2 separate regions of the Homo sapiens genome follow, and region 1 is linked to region 2. The links are chromatin contacts, found by Hi-C in ENCODE. All regions are on one chromosome and are shown on one strand. The core of a region is the stretch at or near the end of the contact, and the rest is flanking DNA. Distances in the headings are between cores, read along the strand shown.

Region 1 (6,584 bases), core at 2,481-4,980, 180 kb after region 2:
ACCCCATCTCTACAAAAAAAATGTTTTACATCAGTCAGGTGTGGTGGAGTAGCTGTAGTTCTAGCTATTCAGGAGGCTGAGGCAGGTGGATTGCTTGAGCCCAGGAGTTCAAGGCTGCAATAAGCTATGATTGTGCCACTGCATTCCAGCCTGGGTGACAGAGTAATACCCTGTCTCAAAAAAAAAAAAAAAAAAAAAAAAAAATGCTGAGCGTGGTGGTTCATGCCTATAATCCCAGCACTTTGGGAGGCCGAGGTGGGTGGTGGATCACCTGAGGTCAAGAGTTCAAGACCAGCCTGTCCAACATGGTGAAACCCCATTCTCTACTAAAAATGTAAAAATTAGCCAGGTGTGGTGGAGCACACCTACAATCCCAGCTACTTGGGAGGCTGAGGCAGGAGAATCACTTGAACGCAGGAGGTGGAGGCTGCAGTGAGTTGAGATTGTGCCATGGCACTCCAGCCTAGGCAACAGAGCAATACTGCATCTTAAAAAAAAAAAAAAAATTATAGTCTATTGTGTGCAGTAGCATTATGTCTAAAAAACAAAGGATGCACCTTAATTGTAAAATACTTTGCTTAAAAATTCTGACAGAGAAACAAAGTGAGTATGTGTTATTGGAAAAATGGTGCTAGTAGACTTCATCAGTGGCCACAAACCTTCAATTTGTAATAACCTTCAATTTGTAATAAAAATAAAACCCCACACGTTATCTGCAAAGCACAATAAAATGAAGTATGTTACATGTTGATTTTCAGGAATTAGAAGAAAATGAGAGTATTGTTGTCATCGGAAATAAGAGGATTGTTTTGCCAAGCTACTGAAAAAAAAAAAAACTTTCATTCCTTTGTCAACTGCAAGAATGGTAATATTTGACAAGAAAAACCCAACTTGTCAAATACTACGATTCTTGCAGTTGACAAAGGAATGAAAAGTTAATAGCATATGTGAGGCTGGACACGGTGGCTCACACCTGTAATCCCAACACTTTGGGAGGCCAAGACGGGTGGATCACCTGAGGTCAGGAGTTCGAGGCCAACCTGACCAATGTGGCAAAAGCCCATCTCTACTAAAAATACAAAAATTAGCCAGGCATGGTGGCAGGCACCTATAATCCCAGCTACTGGGGAGGCTGAGACATGAGAACAGGTTGAACCCGGGAGGCGGAGGTTGCAGTGAGCTGAGATTGCGCCACTGCATTCCAGCCTGGGCAACAGAGGGTGACTCCGTCTCAGAAAAAAAAAAAAAGTATATATGAGCATTTAACAAGGCTATAGGTTTTGATTTTGAGCCCTGAAAACCCCCAGGTTTAGTTTCATTGGGAATTTGTATTCAAACATGTCTCTGCTCTGGATCCATAGGTGGCACAATTTTGCCAGTTTTTGATGCATAAATGGTGACAGTATCCTTTAACAAAATTCCTAAAGTAGTCTTTTAAAAAAATAATTCTGAAAATCTGGCCAATGATAATACAGGACTCGGAAGAAAATACTACCCATTGAAATTGGAAAGCCTGTTTTCAATTTGGGGTCTGCTTTTTTTTTTTTTAATTGCTTTAAGAGATTAAGGATTTTAGACACAAACACGTCATAAAGTGTTTTTAGATTTGCATGAACCTACTGTGGTTTAGTATAAATAAACCCCTAACATGAGTGTTACAGATGCCTGTGAGGGTATCTTGGGGGTTTCTACACTGCCTACCCCAAACCTGACTGCAGTCAGAGCCAACAGGGCCCCACGTAGGCAAAGGCTATGTCATTAATTCTCAAATGAGATTCGTCCAAGCGGGAAATGCACATCTAGTGCAGTAGTTTTAGGCCAGCCTTTTTCAGAGCCTCAGGCTCTGCCTGTCACCTTGAAGACATCCATGTGGGTCCCCTCAGGGCTTCTCTTTGCCATAAAAATAAAATGATTGCTCCCACCAATGTTTGCGTCCATGGGAGAGGAGGTAGGAGCAGCAGTACTTGTCCTGTGTGTGGGAGACACTTGAAGGGCTCAGTGGGAATTGTCAGCAGCAGGGAACAGAACAGGTGGTGAGAAGAGTCATTCCACTGAGTTTCTGGGCCTTTGACTCCCTGAAACTTCCTTCTCCTCTATCCAACCTCCCTCTCCAGAAAAAAAAAAAAATAATTTAAAAATGGAATCAGTGTAATCAGTGAAGTAGCTGTATTCCAGTGAACAAGCAGCCTGCCCTTGCATCTGCATGCATGCAGCCTTGGCGTTTTCTCTAGAAAAAAGAGAGGTTCTACCTCGTGCATGAATACAGGTGGAGGCCAAGACCAGCATTAACAAAGGCTGTGTGTTTGCCATGGAGCTCAGGAGGGCTAACAGTCATTTTACTTCTGCCTCCGACCATCACACTTTGTCCCCAGAACAAAGCCAAGAGTCCTTGGTCAATGAAAGTGTGTAAATATCCTCACACTTCCCCTAGTAGTTCCTTTTTAGGCTGTAATCATGTGCTAAAGAAAAGAACCTAACTTCTTAAAATCTTTCCCTTTTTGGATGTAGATTGAAATTTTTGTTTTAAACACAATGGCCCTAATGTCTAAATCTAATGTTAGTAATTAATCCCTAGTGCTTTAAGGATCTTCTGTTTATAGGCAGTTATTTTATGGAGCTGGTCTCTGTGAGAGGCACAGACTGCCAGGAGGGGTTGAGATTTCCTTTAACCAGGATTCTTAGTTCTGAATGGCTCTAGTGAATAACATTAACAATGATTCTCTGGCCGGGCACTCACGCCGGTAATCCCAGCACTTTGGGAGGCCTAGACGGGTGGATCACTTGAGGTCAGGAGTTCAAGACCAGCCTGGCCAACATGGTGAAACCCCGTCTCTACTAAAAATACAAAAATTAGCCGGGCATGGTGGCAGCCGCCTGTAATCCCAGCTACTTGGTAGGCTGAGGCAGGAGAATTGCTTGAACCTGGGAGGCGGAGGTTGCACTGAGCCCACAGTGCGCCACTGCACTACAGTCTGGATGACAAGCAAAGCTCAATCTCAAAACAATAATTTTTAAAGTAATGATTATCTTAACCATTCTTAAATCCTTCTGTCTAGTAGGAATCTTATTCATGGGAGTGTCTGGAAAAGGGACAAAGAGCGGCTATTGAGATTTTTTTAAAGCCTGGATTTGGGATGTCTGAACAGTGAATAACTCCAAAGCCATTTAAAAATCATCTTTTTTTCTACCACCGGACTGAGCTTTTCAGTTTTAATTCCAAGGTTCCAATCATATAGATGTGAGTCAAACCCTGTTGGGCCAAACAGGATCTCCTTTGTTGGCGGATAATTTCAAGTGCTCACAGAGACCCTCCGTTTTTTTTTAAATACCTGGACTTAATTGTTTAAACTGGAGTCCGGACCAAAACATCTCTGACCTCGGGGGTCTTCCTTTGGTCAGGAAGAGGGGAGGGAGCAATTGGACCCCTTTCCCTCTGCGGCTGCAGAGTCCAATTTTCCTCTGGGGACATTTGCTTTTTCCCTTGGGGAAGACAGTACGGATTCTAGTTCTGTGGACTCTTTTACTTAGCTTTGAGACCCAAGCAAGTTAATTGGCTTGTGCCTCTTATTTTACTCTAATGCAATGAATAAAGACAGTCCCAGCCTTCGCCCTAAGGGAGCAGGAGCACCTGCGATGCCCCGTTCCCAAGTCCTCAGGGCGAATCCGCCAAATGTGCGAGCTGGGCAGCCCACCCCTTTCAGCTGCTGGCCGGAAGCGGAAGTGGGCGTCCGTCGCCTCGCCATCTCCCATAGCTGTCGCCTGCAGCTGAGAAAGGGTTGCTGTCCCAGCAGGCCAGGTCCAGGTGCGCCCCACTAGTGAGGCCGGCGGAATCGGGAGGGAAGGGGTCAAGGGCACAGTGCGCAGCCCCGGCTGCTCCAGACCTTGCCTGCAGCTTCCCGCCCCAGCCTCCGGCTATCGCGGCGTTTCTTCTCAGAGGCCGCCGGCTTTGGTTCCTCCCGGCACTGCTGGGCTTGGGGCTGCCATTCCGGGCATTGGTTCCCGGGAGGAGGCAAGTGGGTTCATGTGGTCAGAGTGCGTCGGCGGGGCCTTTTCTCCACTTTCTGTACCCTTCTCTTTAAACGTCGTCCCCAGTAGGAGACTATTTTTTCTCAAGAAAATGCTCTCTTGGACCTCACTTTCCGTTGTTAGAAGGCATATCTTGGGATGCGCGTTATTGGTTTGTGGAGATCGTCCCTTTTTTTCCCCTCTGTTATGTGGATGCACCCTAGTGCCTGATACACATTTGAGTTCCTATCTGAGTGGGCTTGTGCATGTTTTTTCGTATTTGTGGACTTAGGTCTTCAAGGTTTATTTTTGAAAGTCAAGTTGTTGGGTCAAAGCATAAATGAATGTGTAATTCCTAGGTATGACCAGATCCCCCTCTATGGGACTTGTGCTTTTTTGAGCCCTCAGGGTGTGTTTTGTATGCAGCAAGCAGCAGACCTTAGTTTTCAGTTTACCTGTAGTTTCTTTTGGATGTTTACATATTGACATATCGTTTATGAATAAGAACTTTATTCTCCCTTTATAATCCTATTACGACCCACTCCTGCCCTACAAATTTACTGCCCTGCCTACGACCTCCGAAACATTAGAAGGAGCAATCCTTGCTGCCTTCCAGGTCTCAGAAAGAAAGCTTTCAGCTTGTCACTACTTACATGTTTGCTATGTGTTTTTGATAGATTAAAGACATTCCCTTCTGTAACAGCTTTATTGACATAAAATCATATATTTCATCTCATTTAAAGTGTATAAATCAGTGGTTTTTAGTATATTGAGTTGTGCAACCATGACTACAATCTAACTCTAGAACATTTTCATTGCCCCAAAAGAGAATCCCATACTCATCAGCAGTTACTCCCCCATGGTTGGCAAGTTTTTGGGCTCTATTCTTGAGTTTTTTTATGTTGTCATACACCAGGTCAGATTGATTTAGGTAAAAACAACACTCTTCATTTAAGAATATACAGATGTTCTCCTTTTCCAGCAGTAAGTCAAGGCCTCGGCGGTTTTGGAGGACAACTGCAGCTAGAGTCAACTTGGGCCTGGAGGACTGATGAAGTTTGTGATATGACTGTGATGCTAGCAGAGAATTCATTAGAGAGACTATGGAAGGTCCTGACAGAGGTTGAAATGCCTGCTATTCCAGTACCGAGAGCAATAGTGGAGGCAGAAAGTCTTAAACTGACAAGGGAATTAGTGGAATAACTCTTTTTGTCGTGTCGGTGTCATGAGGGGAACAGGGAGCTCTTCAGTCCTATTTGCAAATTGCATTTTGAGAGTAAGGAAAACTAGTGTGCATGTGCCTGTCCAATTAGCAGGTAGACACATGTAGGTAGAGGATCCACAGAGGAAAAAGAGACCTTGTGCGAGGCAAAACTGGAGATGCAAAGTAAAAAGATGAGGAGTGCTGAAAGGGGTGTCTTGTACTTAGAATCCTAGGGATCCAGCTAGGGCGGCAGTCGTCAGAGGTTGTAATGGGGACTGATGAGGTAATTGCGTCGAGGGGGAGGTTCGATTTTCATGGTGTATGAGAAAACGTCGAGTATCTACAAGCAACCTTTCACTGTTATTTTCAGGGCTGGGTATAAGTAAGCAAGAAGAGGGCCTGGGAGAAGAGTCTGACGAGCAAGGGGAAGGTAGCCAAGGATGGAGTGAAATACAGGGTAAGTGTCTTCCTAAGCAATAATTACTGCTAATGTTTTTAAGTTTGCCACTACTGATAGAGGGCTTGTCTGTAATATGGAGCTGGAAGGCTCCAATTGTTTCAGTGATGTGTGTAGTTGGGCTTTGGAGATGAAGAGTAAAGGAACATCGAGAAGGTGAAAGTTTACCTAGGGGAATTCCAGTGGGTCTTTGCTGAGAGATACATAAAGGAGCTGCCACAGGAATAGTAGTTTGTGTTGTGAGAGGTCTAAATATGGGGGGAGTAGAGTTGATATAAGGAGGAAGGTTTTAGGTCTTTAAGAACACAGGCTAAGGGAGAAGGGGGAATGGAGGGCAGAAGCTTGCCCATAGTGAAGGAGGCAAGCCCAGAAAAAAGAGAGAGTAGAGACATGGAGAGAAGGGGTGGGGGCTTCTTGTCCTCCAGAAAAGCAGAGAAGGGGTAGAGACACAGAGAGAAGGGACCGGGGGGTTCTTGCACCCCAGAAAAGTGGAGAAGGGCTAGAGATATGGAGAGAAGGGTTCAGGGGTTCTTGACCCCCAGAAAAGCGGAGAAGGGTAGACACATGGAGAGAAGGGGGTCAGGGGGTTCTTGCCCCCAGAAAAGCAGTACTTGCCGCTAAGGGTGAAGGACCAAGGCAGGCATCCCCACGTGGTCAGACACCTCTGAAATGTGGGTGAATAATCAGGCAGGCGTCCCCGCATGATTAAACACCAAGGGAAGACTGTCTTCCCGAGTCCATGACCGGCGCCGGAGTTTTGGGTCCATGGATAAAACACGTCTCCTGTCTACGAGAAAAGGAAAGGAACTGAAATTGAGAGAAGGGAGAGATTGAAGTGTGGCGCCAAGATTGAAATGAGAAAGAGGTTGAGGGATAGTAAGAGAGGTTGGAGAAGAGAGTAAAAAGAGGCCACTTACC
Region 2 (6,905 bases), core at 4,118-6,617:
TGGCCATTCTTTTCTGCAGTTGGCCACAAGGCCAGTATATTATTGCAAGAGTCTAAGTAAGGGGAACATCTTTATTGAGAAGTGATGAACATGTGGGAAATTCACATATTTATTTATTTATTTATTTTTTATTTTTTTTTTTTTTGAGACAGAGTCTCGCTCTGTCACCCAGGCTGGAGTGCAGTAGCGCGATCTCGGCTCACTGCAAGCTCCACCTCCTGGGTTCACGCCATTCTCCTGCCTCAGCCTCCCGAGTAGCTGGGACTACAGGCGCCCACCACCACACCCGGCTAATTTTTTTTGTATTTTTTTTAGTAGAGACGGGGTTTCACCATGTTAGCCAGGATGGTCTCGATCTCCTGACCTCATGATCCGCCTGCCTCGGCCTCCCAAAGTGCTGGGATTACAGACGTGAGCCACCGTGCCCGGCCGAAATTCACATATTTAAAGTATACAACCTGATCAATTCCCTTCTCTCTGTCTTATCATAATACTTTCCCTGGAAACTTTTTTTTTTTTCTTGAGACAGAGTCTCACCCTGTTGCCCAGGCTGGAGTGCAGTGGCACGATCATGGCTCACTGCAGCCTCAACCTCTCAGGCTCAAGTGATTCTCCTGCTTCAGCTTCCTGAGTAGCTGGGACTACAAGACACATGCCACCATGCCTGGCTAGTTTTTGTATTATTTGTAGAGATGGGGTTTCGCCATGCTACCCTGGCTGGTATCGAACTCCTGAGCTCAAGCAATCCTCCCATCTCGGCCTCCCAAAGTGCCGGGATTACATGCATGAGCCACCGTGCCCGGCCTGATTCCAGGTCTGATAGAAAAACTCAACCAACTGCCTATTGGAAAAACTTTGAATCTGCATATGACCTGGAAGCCCCACTTCCAGTTGTCCCACCTTTCTGGACTGAACCAATGTACATCTTTTTTTTTTTTTTTTTGAGACGGAGTCTCGCTCTATTGCCCAGACTGGAGTGCAGTGGCACATCTTGGCTCCCTGCAAGCTCCGCCTTCTGGGTTCATGCCCTTCTCCTGCCTCAGCCTCCTGAGTAGCTGGGACTACAGGTGCCCGTCACCATGCCCGGCTAATTTTTTGTATTTTTTTCTGGTAGAGACGGGGTTTCACCGTGTTAGCCAGGATGGTCTCGATTTCCTGACCTCATGATCCACCCGCCTCAGCCTCCCAAAGTGCTGGGATTACAGGCGTGAGCCACCGCGCCTGGCCGAACCAATGTACATCTTATACGTATTGACTGATGTTTCCCTAAAATGTGTAAGACCAAGCTGTAGCCTGACCACTTTGGGGGCACATGTTCTCAGGGTCTCCTGGGGTTATGTTATGGGCCATTGGTCACTCATATTTAGCTCAGAATAAATCTCTTCAAATATTTTACAGACTTTGATTCTTTTCACCAACATCCATATGAGAATTTAGTTCATCATACAGACATATCACAAGTCAAGTCAGAAAAGGCAAATTATGTAAAAAAAAAAAGTGCTTAGGAAACTAGAAAACTAGAAAATTTTTTTTTAATTAAAAAATTTTTTAAAAATTCCTAAATAAATAACTGATAGAAAAGAGAATGAGGGCTGGGTGCAGTGGCTCACACCTGTAATCCCAGCATTTTGGGAGGCCAAGGGGGGAGGATCACCTGAGGTCAGGAGTTCAATACCAGCCTGGCCAACATGGTGAAAACTTGTCTCTACTAAAAATATAAAAATTAGTCCAGTATGCTGGCGTGCGCCTATAATCCCAGCTACTTAGGAGGCTGAGGCAGGAGAATCGCTTGAACCCAGGAGGCAGATGTTGCAGTGAGCCGAGATTGTGCCACTGCACACCAGCCTGGATGACAGAGTGAGACTCCATCTCAAAAATATATATATTTTTATATATTTTTATTATATATATTTTATTTTTATATATATTTATTATTATATATATACATATATATATATATATAGCAAGAATTAGATGCCATTTTAATAGACTTTATTTTTTTAGAACGTCCACCAATGCTGCTTTGATTCAAGTCCACATGATCTGTCATCTGGGCTGTAGGTAGCCTGGCACCCTTCCTGCCCATTCTGCAGGGGAACATCATTGTACACATTTTTTTTTTAACACCCGGTGCTCTTACTTCCCTCCAGAAGGAAACCTAAACTCCAGTGTCCTCCATGATCTGACTCCTGTTTTTTGCTCCAACTCCATCTCTTGTTCCATCACCCTCCTGTCTTCTAATCCATCCTTTGTATTAAGAAGCAAATTACCTAAACCTTTTAAATAAGGCAAAAGGATGACCGCATTACTGTTCAGTATCATGCTGAAGCATTGTCTGACAGGCCTAGCTAGTTCTTTCCTTCTCAAGGCAATGTTCGTTTGTTTGCTTGAGACCTGGACTCTGTGAAGTTATTGCCAACCCACAGGGAATTAATCAATTGCAAATGATTTTTGTCCAGTCGAGTTGCAAATTACTTCAATTGCTTCTGTTCAGTTAAAAAGATTACCCCTAAATGGCCAGGCGTCATGGCTCATGCCTGTAATCCCAGCACTTTGGGAGGCCAAGGTGGGTGGATCATTTGAGGCCAGGAGTTTGAGACTAGCCTGGCCAATACGGTGAAACCCCATCTCTACTAAAAATACAAAAATTATCTGGGTGTGGTGGCACATATGCCTGTAATCACAGCTACTACGCCTCAGGAGGCTGAGGTGGGAGAATCACTTGAACCCGAGAGGCAGAGGTTACAGTGAGCTGAGATTGCGCCGCTCACTCCAGCCTGGGTGACAGAGTGAGACTGCACCAAAACAAACAAATGAAAAAAAATGAAATAATGTGTTAATAATTTTATATTAAAAATTATATTTCAGAAAAAATATTTACCCCTTTTTTTTTTAGACGGGGTTCGCTTTTGTTACTCAGGCTGGAGTGCAATGGTGCAATCTCGGCTCACTGCAACCTCCACCTCTTGGGTTCAAGCAATTCTCTCGCCTTAGCTTCCCAAGTAGCTGGGATTACAGGCGCCCACAACCACGCACAGCTAATTTTTTTTTTTTTTTTTTTTTGTATTTTTAGCAGAGACAGGGTTTCACCATGTTGGCCAGGCTGGTCTCGAACTCCTGACCTCAGGTGATCCACCTACCTTGGCCTCCCAAAGTGCTGGGATTACAGGCATGAGCCACCGTACCCGGCCAAGCACATTTTGTTGTATATTTGAAGTACTCGAAATTTATTCCTGCAAACCACACAGATTTTTGTACATTTAATTTTAATTTTAAAAGATCTGTCAGTCATTGACAGATGAATGGATAAACAAAATGTGTGTATATACATATAATATAATGAAATATTTTGTGGCTTTAACAAAGAACATTCTCCTGAGCATGGTGCCTCATGCCTATAATCCCAACACTTTGGGAGGCTGAGGCGGGAGGATCACTCAAGGCCAGGAATATGAGACCAGCCCGGCCAACATGGTGAAACCCCATCTCTACTAAAAATACAAAAATTAGCCGGACATGGTGGCGCACACGTGTAATCCCAGCTACTCGGGAGGCTGAGGCAGGAGAATCGCTTGAACCTCGGAGGTGGAAGTTGCATTCCAGCCTGGGCGACAAGAGTGAGGCTTTGTCTCAAAATAATAATATAAAAATAATAATAATAATAAATAGAAAAACAACAAAAAATAAAAAACAAATTAGCTAATTGGGAGACTGATGTGGGAGGATTGCTTGATCTCAGGTCTTTGGGATTGTAATGAGCTATGATTGTGCCACTGCACTCCAGCCTAGGTGACAGAGTAAGACCCTGACAAAAAAGAAGAAAGAAAAAAAAAGAGAGAGGAGAGAGAGAGAGAAAGAACATTCGGACACATATACAGCATACATGAACCTTGGCAATATTTCACTTAAATGAAATAAGTCAGTCACAAAAAGACAAACAGTGTATACTTCCGTCTATGAAGTAGGTACCACAGTCAGAATTATAGAGACAGAAAGTGGTATGGTGGTTCATTAGGGGCTGGGGAGGGTGAATGAGGGATGAGTGTTACGGGACAGAGTTTCAGCTTGGGGAGATGAGAAGATTCTGAATATGGAGGATAGTGATGGCTGCTGTGAATATACTTAATGCCACTGAATAGTACACTTAAAATGGTTAAGATGGTGAACTGTATGTTATGTATATTTTACCATCATTTTAAAAATTGAAAAAAACTTTTTTCTTATTGTTCAGTTCCTCCCAAACTTGCCATCAATGAAATTTTCCCCATCACTCTACCCAGATCGCTGTTTCTAATGTTTTCCATGCCATTAAATGTGATGGATATTCTTCAGCCTTTATTTTGCTTAGCCTTATAGCATCGTTTTACATGGTTGTTAGAAATAAATCTTGGAGTCATAAAGAAAAATGAGCACTCAAACAAAGGATTTCTCAGCAAAGCAAATTTACTTCTGCGCAGAAGGGTGCTTCTCGTAGGGTTGGCTGCTACAAGAGCACCCTGAACAAAGGAGAGTAGCAACTTTTATTCTTAATGCGACTCTTGACTTTGTGTGTCCTTTCCCCATTGGCTGGGGTCGGACAGCACAATCTAAACTAGACTTGATTGGTTACACATTTAAACTGTCTTAGATAAGGTGGGTGTGTGATGGGAGACAGAGGAGAGGAGGAAGGGGTCTTCTACAGAGGAATAGACAGCTAGTCTATTCTTAAATAAGGAAAGAAATGTGAGCTGGGGCTATGGCATATCTGGGCATGCAGCAAAATCAGAAAGAAGAAAAGGAGAAGAAAGTGTGTGGGGGGGGTACTTGGAATTAGAGAATAAGAAGCTGAGCAGGCTGTTTGAAGAGAAATCTTGCTGTATCTCGCAATGGTTGACTCTCCCTCTCTTGAAACAGGACTTACGACATGTCCACAGCCTGTTTAACGCCCTGCAGCCAACGCGATCACAGGGGATTCACGGAAATAGTTGCATCTCTATTTTCTTCTGTGTTACCTTGAGACCCTTAGGCACTGGGATTACAGAGAGATGGGTCTTTGTAGCTTCTGCGACACATTCCAGAGGGGAAAACCTCTTTATCTCAAAGCCAAACCAATAGTGATGAAAGCTCTTCCAAGAATAAAGAGGCCCCAAGAGGGTGGGAGGTGCAGAGAGAGTCACCTGGCTTCAGAGCTGCCTTCTTGGAAACAGAATTAGAACACATCATACCTTTCTGCCATTTGCTCTTGATCCCAAGGGAGCCGAATGGGTTGGAGAGTAGAACATCACTGGAACAGTGGATTTAATGAGGAAGGATGAGACATCAGCTCCCTGGGGCTTGAGAAACCATAAATACTTCCCTAAAACACCTCACCTGGACAGTTTCCTGACGCCACACTCATGCATCTTAGAGAGGAGAGTTAGGATGACTTCATGACAAGTTCCATCTCCCCGCCTTTCCCTGCTAGATTCTGTCTTCAGCATTCAACAGTCAGGGGAGGAAGACGTCATACCAGCATTTTTTTTTTTCAAGCAATGTCAGTTGAGTGACTCACACTATCCTTGTTAGTACCGTGTGTGAAAAGGATTTAAAAAGTAGTGTGGGGAGGAACAGAGATGGAGGTAACAGGGTTGATAATGTCTCATGATTTTTAAAATGTCTCTAGGATTCCCTTACCTGGTTATAGATGTCTTAAGGCATTGCAACTTTTGGGAGGCTGAGGCAGGCGGATCGCTTGAGGCCAGGAGTCTAAGACAAGCCTGGCCAACTTGGTGAAACCCCATCTCATCTAAAAATACAAAAATTAGCTGGGCATGGTGGCGGATGCCTGTAATCCCAGCTACTCGGGAGCCTGAGTCAGGAGAATGGCTTGAACCCGGGAGACAGAGGTTGCCATGAGCCAAGATCACGCCACTGCACTCCAGCCTGGGTGACAGAGTGAGTGAGACGCTGTCTCAAAAAAAAAAAAAGATTCTATTGCAACTGTTTCTGTCACCTCCACCTCTGATGGCCTTTCATTCTGGAAACTAGTGACTTTCTCAATGTCAGTAGGAACTGGCACTTCCTTGAGTGGATTCCTTTCAGTCTACCTGCTAACACCTTCCTTTTTCTTCTCTAGTATAATATAATAGTTCTCGGCCGGGTGCAGTGGCTCATGCCTATAATCCCAGAACTTTAGGAGGCCGAGGCGGGTGGATCACAAGGTCAAGAGATCGAGACCATCCTGGCCAACATGGTGAAACCCTGTCTCTACTAAAAATACAAAATTAGCCGGGCATGGTGGTGTGTGCCTGTAGTCCCAGCCATTTGGGAGGCTGAGGCAGGGGAATTTCTTGAACCTGGGAGGCAGAGGTTGCAGTGAGCTGAGATTGCACCATTGCACTTCAGCCTGGGCAACAAGAACAAAACTCCGTCTAAAAAAAAAAAAATCAACAAAGCAAAGCAAAACAAAACAAGTATGTATTAAATGTTCACTCTGCACCAGATGTTACATATATTATCATTGCAATTGTGAATGGACTTTTTTTCCTCTTATTTTTTCTCATGGCTGTTTGCAGATACATAAGAAAGCTGATGACACTGATTAGTTGTAATTAATTGTGTTTAAGTTGACTTTTTTTTTTTTTGAGACAGGGTCTTTCTGGGCTCAAGCAAACCTCCTGCCTTGGCCTCCCAAGTAGCTAATTTTTTAAAAATCTATTTTTGTAGAGGCAAGTGTCTCATTTTGTTGTCTAGGCTGGTCTCAAACTCCTGGCCTCAAGAATTTCTCCTGCCTTAGCCTCTCAAAGTGCTGGGATTACAGGCAGGAGTCACAGCACCCAGCCAGGCTGTTACATTTTATTAAATGAATTTTAGCTTATGTTAAAACCATGGTTTCTTTTTCTGCCTTGCTCTATTCACGCATATACTTTGTTATCTGACTTGCCGAT

What was found. Hi-C counts contacts between places; a loop is a spot of excess contacts on that map.
Region 1: a map with no recorded cell type shows a loop between it and region 2 (4-fold over the local background). The contact joins the promoter of ZNF177 here to the promoter of OR7D2 in region 2. A Hi-C loop is called at or near these places in 1 of 37 single-sample maps with no recorded cell type.

Annotation. Positions count from the first base shown.
Region 1 is chr19:9,359,283-9,365,866 of GRCh38, forward strand. ZNF177 (zinc finger protein 177) reads left to right here and starts at 3,731. Exons shown (of 8, transcript NM_001172651.2): 1 at 3,731-3,802; 2 at 5,580-5,666. It overlaps ZNF559-ZNF177 (ZNF559-ZNF177 readthrough), which reads left to right. Exons shown (of 13, transcript NM_001384659.1): 7 at 5,580-5,666.
Region 2 is chr19:9,173,612-9,180,516 of GRCh38, forward strand. It overlaps OR7D2 (olfactory receptor family 7 subfamily D member 2), which reads left to right and starts at 5,368. Exons shown (of 3, transcript NM_175883.4): 1 at 5,368-5,512.